2 separate regions of the Homo sapiens genome follow, and region 2 is linked to region 1. The links are chromatin contacts, found by Hi-C or POLR2A ChIA-PET in ENCODE. All regions are on one chromosome and are shown on one strand. The core of a region is the stretch at or near the end of the contact, and the rest is flanking DNA. Distances in the headings are between cores, read along the strand shown. Region 1 overlaps SGMS2 (sphingomyelin synthase 2). Region 2 overlaps SGMS2 (sphingomyelin synthase 2).

Region 1 (3,512 bases), core at 425-2,924:
CATCTATAAATAGTACTAACTTAACAAGGTCCTTAAAAGAATCAAAGGTTATATAAAAACAAAAATAGATCTAAAGGGAGAGACAGATTGCAAAACAATAATAGTAGAGGACTTCAACACCCCACTTTTGGCAATGGACAGATCATCCACGCAGAAAATCAGTAAAAAACATTGGAATTAAACTATACTCTAGACCAAATGGACCTACTAACAGACATTTACACAACATTTCATCCAACGGCTATACAATACACATTCTTCTCAGCAGCACATGGAACATTCTCCAGAATAGATCATATCTTAGACCACAAAACAAGTCTCCACAAATTCAAAAAAGTCACTATTATATCCAAGTGTCTTTTCTGAATCCAATGGAATAAAACGAAAAATCAATAACAAGAAGAGCTTTGGAAACTGTGCAAATGTATGGAAATTAAGCAAAATGCTCCTGAACAATCAACAAAGAAATTAAGAAGGAAATTTAAACATTTCTCAAAATAAATGAAAATGGAAACACAACATACCAGAACCTATCAGATACAGCAAAAGCAGTACCGAGGGAATTTTATAGCACCATATGCCTACATCGAAAACATAGAAAGACTCCAAATAAATAACCTAATGGTGTACCTCAAGGAACTAGAAAAGAACAAATCCAAAATTAGTAGAAGGAAATAATAAACATCAAAGCAGAAATAAATGGAGAAAAAAGAAAGAACCAAAGGAGTTAATACTAATAAAGACATCAGAAACAGCACCTGGTATATAGTAAGCATTATATGTATTTGTTAAATGATTAAAATAGAGCATACTAGTTAAGTCTTGCAAAATGACTAAAACTGTACTGCATATTTGGCTCTCAACTCCTTTGTAGATAGAGGGGAAAAAATTTTCCAAACTCAGAGAAAGAGAGAAAATGCATATATCTCCATATGTGTTTGGAGGAAGGCAAGTGGGAACCATATTTTGTTCCTCAGGAGGAAAAAGAAAGCATTTGACACTTAACTTTAATATGGTCTGTACACAAGAGGCAATGAGCAATACTGCAGACCAGGGAAGACCGCCATATGACGTCACTTGATAGTTTTTCACTGTTTCTCAATAAATCCCAAGGCATAACTCTCTACAATTTCTGTAGTAGGAAGACAAGGCAATGTGATACAAATATACAGCTCTGATGATCGGCTCACAACTGCACCAGAAATCTCCAATCCATCTTTTACTTCCATTTCCCTCTGCCATGCTTCTGATAACCAGAGCTGAGGAGGAGACAGTTCCAGATCTCTGAAACAAATTCTCCAACATTAGGAGATGGCCAAAATATAGCCACATAAAAACACTAAGTAACCTGATGCATTGAAAAGCAACTCCCCCTAGAAGCATCTGTTTTTAAGTTTAATGGACTTCAGAGCCATTGTCTGGCTAAAGAACAGCCATAATCATCTCAGGGGATTAAACAACTTGGAAGAATATTCCTATTAGTCATAGTCATCTCAGGCTCCACCTAACAGTTAAACACAGAACTTTTATGAATTACAAAAGCTATTATGCTTAAGCCATGTTTTATTGTAAATTGGACAGTAGATAACTTTTCTTTAAAAGACTAGTTATACGGTGCAAACCTTAGCTAGAAAACGACCCGTCTTCCTTCAGATAGTCCCATATTGTACATGGAAGACACGATAAAGTTGAATTTCCACAGCTATTACACAGTCCTGTGACTAAGCTGATGTCCCAGTGATTTATCAGCCGTTTTCATTCCATCTGGCAAAGCATGTTGTTCTTAAGGCTAATTATTTAACAATGTTTTCTTCAGATAAAATGGTAATAATCTTATTAATCAACTATAGCAATGTATTTTCATTTGCATACCTATGGAGTATTGCTAAAGAGAATAGAAAATAGATTAATTCCCTTGCGGTTCACGTACACTAAATGTAGCATTCTGCAAGGAAGGAGAGCAAGAGATGGCATTTATAACTAACTCCTGTGCATTCTTGGAGAAGCTTTTTTTGACCATTCCAGACCGCATTTGGTTTCCTTTCCCTTGCTCCACGTTACTTTCTACTTTTTCTCTGACTTAACAGTTTGCTAACTGTAACTTTGGTCAGTTATTTGTAGAGATTTACTTGTCTCTTTCCAGTGAGACTGCAAGCTCTGTGAGGGAAGGGATCACATGTGTCAGATTCTCTGCTGTCTTTCTGGCACAGAATTGAGGGTTATAAATATTTGTTCACTGACTAACTCCCATTTTATAAGATAAGCTGTGTTCCTAAAGAATCACATGTCAGTTCCTCTCAAGATAAGGAAGTCACTGAAGTAATCTTATAAGGGGAGGGAGTAAGCCCCACTAATATCATTTAATATTATGAAACAGTGACCCACAAGTTTGAACTTACAGAAGCAGAGTCCATGGATATGGCTATGGCAGATGTGACTGAGGGGGAGGGAGAAAAGGAGTGGGGAGGAATGACCCACTAATTTAGATGGGTACTTTCAGAGTGAAAGTTTATTATAAGAGCTCAAATAGTGTTTTCTAATTATAGACTGTTAAATTTAAAATATATTGAAAGGCAACTCTGTACTTCTCTCTGCCCAATGCAGACTGAATTAAAATATCCAAGAAACAGGACTTTTTTTTTAAGCCCAGAAAGCCTGACACACCTATTAAAAAGTTCTGTCTCATAAGCTCTGCTTTCTACAGTTTCTGTTAGGTCTTCCATGGCCCAGACAATTGGCAATCTTGTTCTTTCTTTCATGACACAAAGTTGTTATATCCAAATGATTAACCTCCTAAGGTTAAAGTCATGAGCGATGACAAGAAGGTCATATAATATCATAACAGTAAAAATTAAATAATTTTAAACAAATGCCTTCAAACCTTCACAATAAAAGAAAATAAACTCTTATACTTTAACATTTAAAGTGAGAAAGTGTTTAACCTTACCAGTGAGAAAAGAAACTCAAAGAAGTGAGATACCATTTTTCTACATATTAAATTGACTCTTTAAAATACCAACATAAAATTATTACACTGCTTTCCAGGGCTATTGTAAAATATATTTCATATATTCTATAAACCTCCTAAGAACATCAACAAAGATTAGTTCTGAGCCTATTAACCAAGACATTGCCAGTAACAGTAAAAAAAAAAAATGAGAAACAAGTGTCCAATAATAAGAGACATGTTAAAAACAACATGGTGGGTAGGTACAATGGAATAATGAAATGCTCCTATCACAGTTAGTGGGGAATGATAAGAGGTGCATTATATATTCATGGGTATAAAACAATGATATGTGTATGATCCTATTTCTCCTGTTTCTACAAGTTGCATGTGTAAATATAAATGTGACTAGAAAGATAATGCAAAATGCTAACATATAATAGATTTATAGATGACTTAAATTTTTCTTTTGCTTATCCAGGCATAACATTTCCTAAAATAAACATGAGTTGCTATTATAATTAGAAAGTTAAAGAGAAAAGATGACACAAAAACTCCCAAAACA
Region 2 (3,423 bases), core at 884-3,383, 42 kb before region 1:
TGTGGTTCTGACATGAATCAAGGTCTAATTCAGATAACATTTGGAACTTCTAATTTCAAGAATTATGTATAAATATATATTTCAGCTGTCTGTTTCCAACAGCTATTTTAAGAATATTCCAAGGTTTCTGGGGTCAAAAAAAAAATAGAAGGGAACACCACCTAGACTAGTAGATGAGAGTATTTATTTATCCCCAAGGAATTTCTTTAAAGGCTTGCTATTCTAGTTCTGCCTTTCCTGGTACTAAAAAGGAGCAGGTAATAAACAGTGCTGAGTTTCTTCCCTTGGTTAAGGGAAAACCAATTTAGCCTTTGATCCAACCTCAGGTTCCAACAGAGTGCTGTTTTGAATTGTGCTCCATGCTGTTAGACAAGGGGAAGTAATAAGCAGAAATTATTATGAGTCAATTACATTCATTCCAGCATTCTGAGTTCAGCTGTACTCAGAACAGAAAACCAACTTAGAAGGTGAAAGATGTACTCTACAGCCTTATTTAGAAAAAGAACTAGTGCTAATGACTTTTTCCCATAGCTTTGAAAGGTGCTTTTAAAAGAGAGAGCAAGCAACATTCCTCATTCAGCTGGGATGTTCAAAACAGGTTATAAAAATTATTCTACTAGTTACTAAAATGTAAGATCCAATTCTACTTCAAATGTAAAAAGGCAAACTTGTGTGAATTGCGACTGAAACAGTGGATATCATTAAAATTTATGGTCTGGCTATGTGACCGTGTGTTTGGACATGTTGAAAATCTAAGGTGGTAGGTAGAGGCAGTTAATAATAACTATCTAATGAAAATTCAAAAAGGATCTAGATGAAAATACAGCTAAATTGAGGGAAAGACTGTACTTCAGGGTGGAGTCCACATACTTACCAGATTCTGGACAATTTCTCTTTTCACACATATATCAATAAAACCTTGCTCTAAATAAAGGAGAAAGCAAATTATCTGCCGCCTTAGCAGGCTCTTACATTGTGTTAATTTCCAGACACTAAAGAGAAAAACACTGAAGTTCATAAATACATTTTTTGCTTTTAGCATAAAGCATCCTTTAACAATTTCAGGAGCAGGTTACTTTTTTAAGTAAAAGACAACTCATAGCTAAGTCTATTACTTAAGCATATTAAGGAAACACATGAAGAGTTATATTAAGGAAAATGCTTAGGAATGACTGCAGTTTGTGGAATAAGGTTTTAAGACTGCAAAGTTGCATTTGGGGAACTCTTTAACAAAGATAGACTGAATTCCTCTAATCACAAAACAGTAACAGTGTTAGGGTCTGAGTGGATATACCACATTGAGAGTTCTATAATTGATCAAGTAATGAAAAGTGTTACCAACTAAAAAACAATACAGCCAAAATTCTCTAAGAATGATCTTGTGGCATTAATACTGAAATCCTATTTGACTTGGAATGTTCAGATTGTATCCAAGTTAGCATACATTACATTTTTAAACTCTGTATTATGGTCAGTGTTTTGATCAAAATCATATTTTAGTGATTTAATCACTACCATCCCAGTGGAAAACAAATGTCTAAATGATGAATGAGAGGAAAGGAGGAATTAAGGAGCCTTCGTTTTTATGGACTAGGAGTCAGAATTCACATAGAGAAGCAGAAATAACCACTTCAGGGCTATGTCCAATTCTTAAGTGTCTTCAAAGCAAAAGTACCTGACTTATTTCTTCTTGATTTCCTACTATTCCAAAAATGAGGAGGCTGAACCCAGTGAACCATGAGCTCCTTTGTGGTGTCCAAGGAAAATCAGAGGGCAAGTTTACTTTAGAAATCTAAAAATCAAAACCGCATGGATCTGGTTCTAAACTCAGTCTCTTAAACACTTGTAACTAGATAGCAAGCAAACAAAAAACCGAAACCACATCCACACACCCAGCCCCACAGAAATGTAAAATTTGAGAATTGAATCTAGGCAAACCTTAAAGCAGGCTATTGACTCTAGACCAATACAGACATCACATTATGAGTAATGGAGAAAAAAGTTTCTCAACCTATTCCTTTTCCCACTTGTCAAGAGCCTGAAATAACAAACATGATGGGAGTGAATGTTATTCCTTTCCAAGCCTCTTGATTTATCATACAAATACCATAGCACCAAGTTGCTGGAAGTCAGGAACTGCACCTTAAATTCATCAACTCTGAGTCATCCACCACAGTACTGCTGTACACTGCCACTTTCATACACAGTTGCTCATCAAACACTTACTGAATAGTGACTGAATTTATTCAATGTGGTAGAGCTTTCTACTGTTTTCTTTCATCAAATGTTTGGGTAAGACTGAATTTATTGGGGGAAAAAAAGGAAAAATAATCTCAATAACCCATCTATTCACTCAAAAACAAACCCATGACAAATCCTCAAAACATTAGATTTACTTACTTGTATCTCAGAAACAGCCACTGGGTGATCCATAATCCAACTAATATAATCCCATTTATTTCTGATACAGAAAATGCCCATTTCACCCTATCAATGTAATCAAAAAACTTGTCTGGGAGTGGAGGGCTAAGCTCCTTGGGAGGGACCCTCTCATGTACAACTGTGATCATGACGGTTGTCAAGACGAGGTTGAAAACTGCATATATGAAGGCAATGCCCGTTTTCCACCACTCTAGTGGAAATTTGTTCCTTGATTCAGTGGGCATAGCAATTTGGATATAGTCCGGGTACTTTTTGGTGCCTTTTCGCAGCCCACTGGATAAGCTCTTGGGTTTACCATTGCCATTTTTGTTTTCTTCTTCAACAGGTTCAGCGGGTCTTGCATAAGTGTTCGTAGGATCACTGGGTTGATTTTCCAAATGTTCTTCAAGTTTTGCTGTCTCTATGATATCCATTGTCCCCTAGTCTTCAGATCAAAAAGGAGATGGTCAAGTTCTTGTTCTTTGTGGAAATTTAGCTTTTTTCAATCCTTCTATTTCCAAGATCAACATGGACTCTTACAATGGACTTTGTTTCCTAATACAAAATGTAGAAGGTAGCCATCCGATTACTGTTTCTTCCATGCAGCTATATGCTGTACCTTCACCACTTTCAAGAAAGGAAGCCAATTCTTCCCTCAAAAAGATGTTACTATCCCACCTAAAAGCAAAACAAAATTATGTTCAGAAACTATGCTTGTCCAACTGTCAACCATCCAAAACAGAAACATTCTTAAACTAAGGAAACAAATACCAAAGCCATTTGCTTTATAAATGTAACGTCAGAACCTAGTTAAAGCTGCTGAGATCAAGTTTATTTACAAAATACTGAACAGTTTTATCTTGGAATTCTTGTCTCTTTTTGAGCTAGTATTGGTAGAAATAGGAACATTTTAACAATCAGTTCCCTTTAAATTTCCTTAAAGAAAAATCAGGACCTAACATTGCAAACACTTCATCAGACACTATCACTTGTTGCTAACCA

The links. A loop is a pair of places that touch in the nucleus more often than their neighbours do. ChIA-PET counts read pairs that join two places held with the same protein, here RNA polymerase II (POLR2A). Pooled maps may share reads with other maps.
Region 2: a loop to region 1 is called in a map of PC-3, with 4 times the contacts of the local background. The contact joins two enhancer-like sites. A Hi-C loop is called at or near these places in 12 of 168 maps with a recorded cell type or tissue (Calu3, MCF 10A, PC-3 and 8 more) and 9 of 50 pooled maps. POLR2A ChIA-PET finds 5 or more read pairs at or near these places in 3 of 52 experiments (H1, MCF 10A and OCI-LY7).

Annotation. Positions count from the first base shown.
Region 1 is chr4:107,852,391-107,855,902 of GRCh38, reverse strand. The region is part of intron 1 of SGMS2 (sphingomyelin synthase 2); the gene reads right to left. Among named protein-coding and RNA genes, the nearest start is that of SGMS2, 29 kb to the right of the region's middle. Within about 2 kb of position 1,674, at least 3 of the 41 ENCODE cell types and tissues checked have a DNase peak (open chromatin) inside an H3K27ac peak, as active enhancers do; they include endothelial cell of umbilical vein, where a contact is called at or near this core.
Region 2 is chr4:107,894,986-107,898,408 of GRCh38, reverse strand. It overlaps SGMS2 (sphingomyelin synthase 2), which reads right to left. Exons shown (of 7, transcript NM_001375905.1): 3 at 2,401-3,099. The coding sequence starts at 2,855. The region is part of intron 1 of CYP2U1-AS1 (CYP2U1 and SGMS2 antisense RNA 1); the gene reads left to right. Among named protein-coding and RNA genes, the nearest start is that of CYP2U1, 35 kb to the left of the region's middle. Within about 2 kb of position 2,133, at least 8 of the 41 ENCODE cell types and tissues checked have a DNase peak (open chromatin) inside an H3K27ac peak, as active enhancers do; they include endothelial cell of umbilical vein, where a contact is called at or near this core.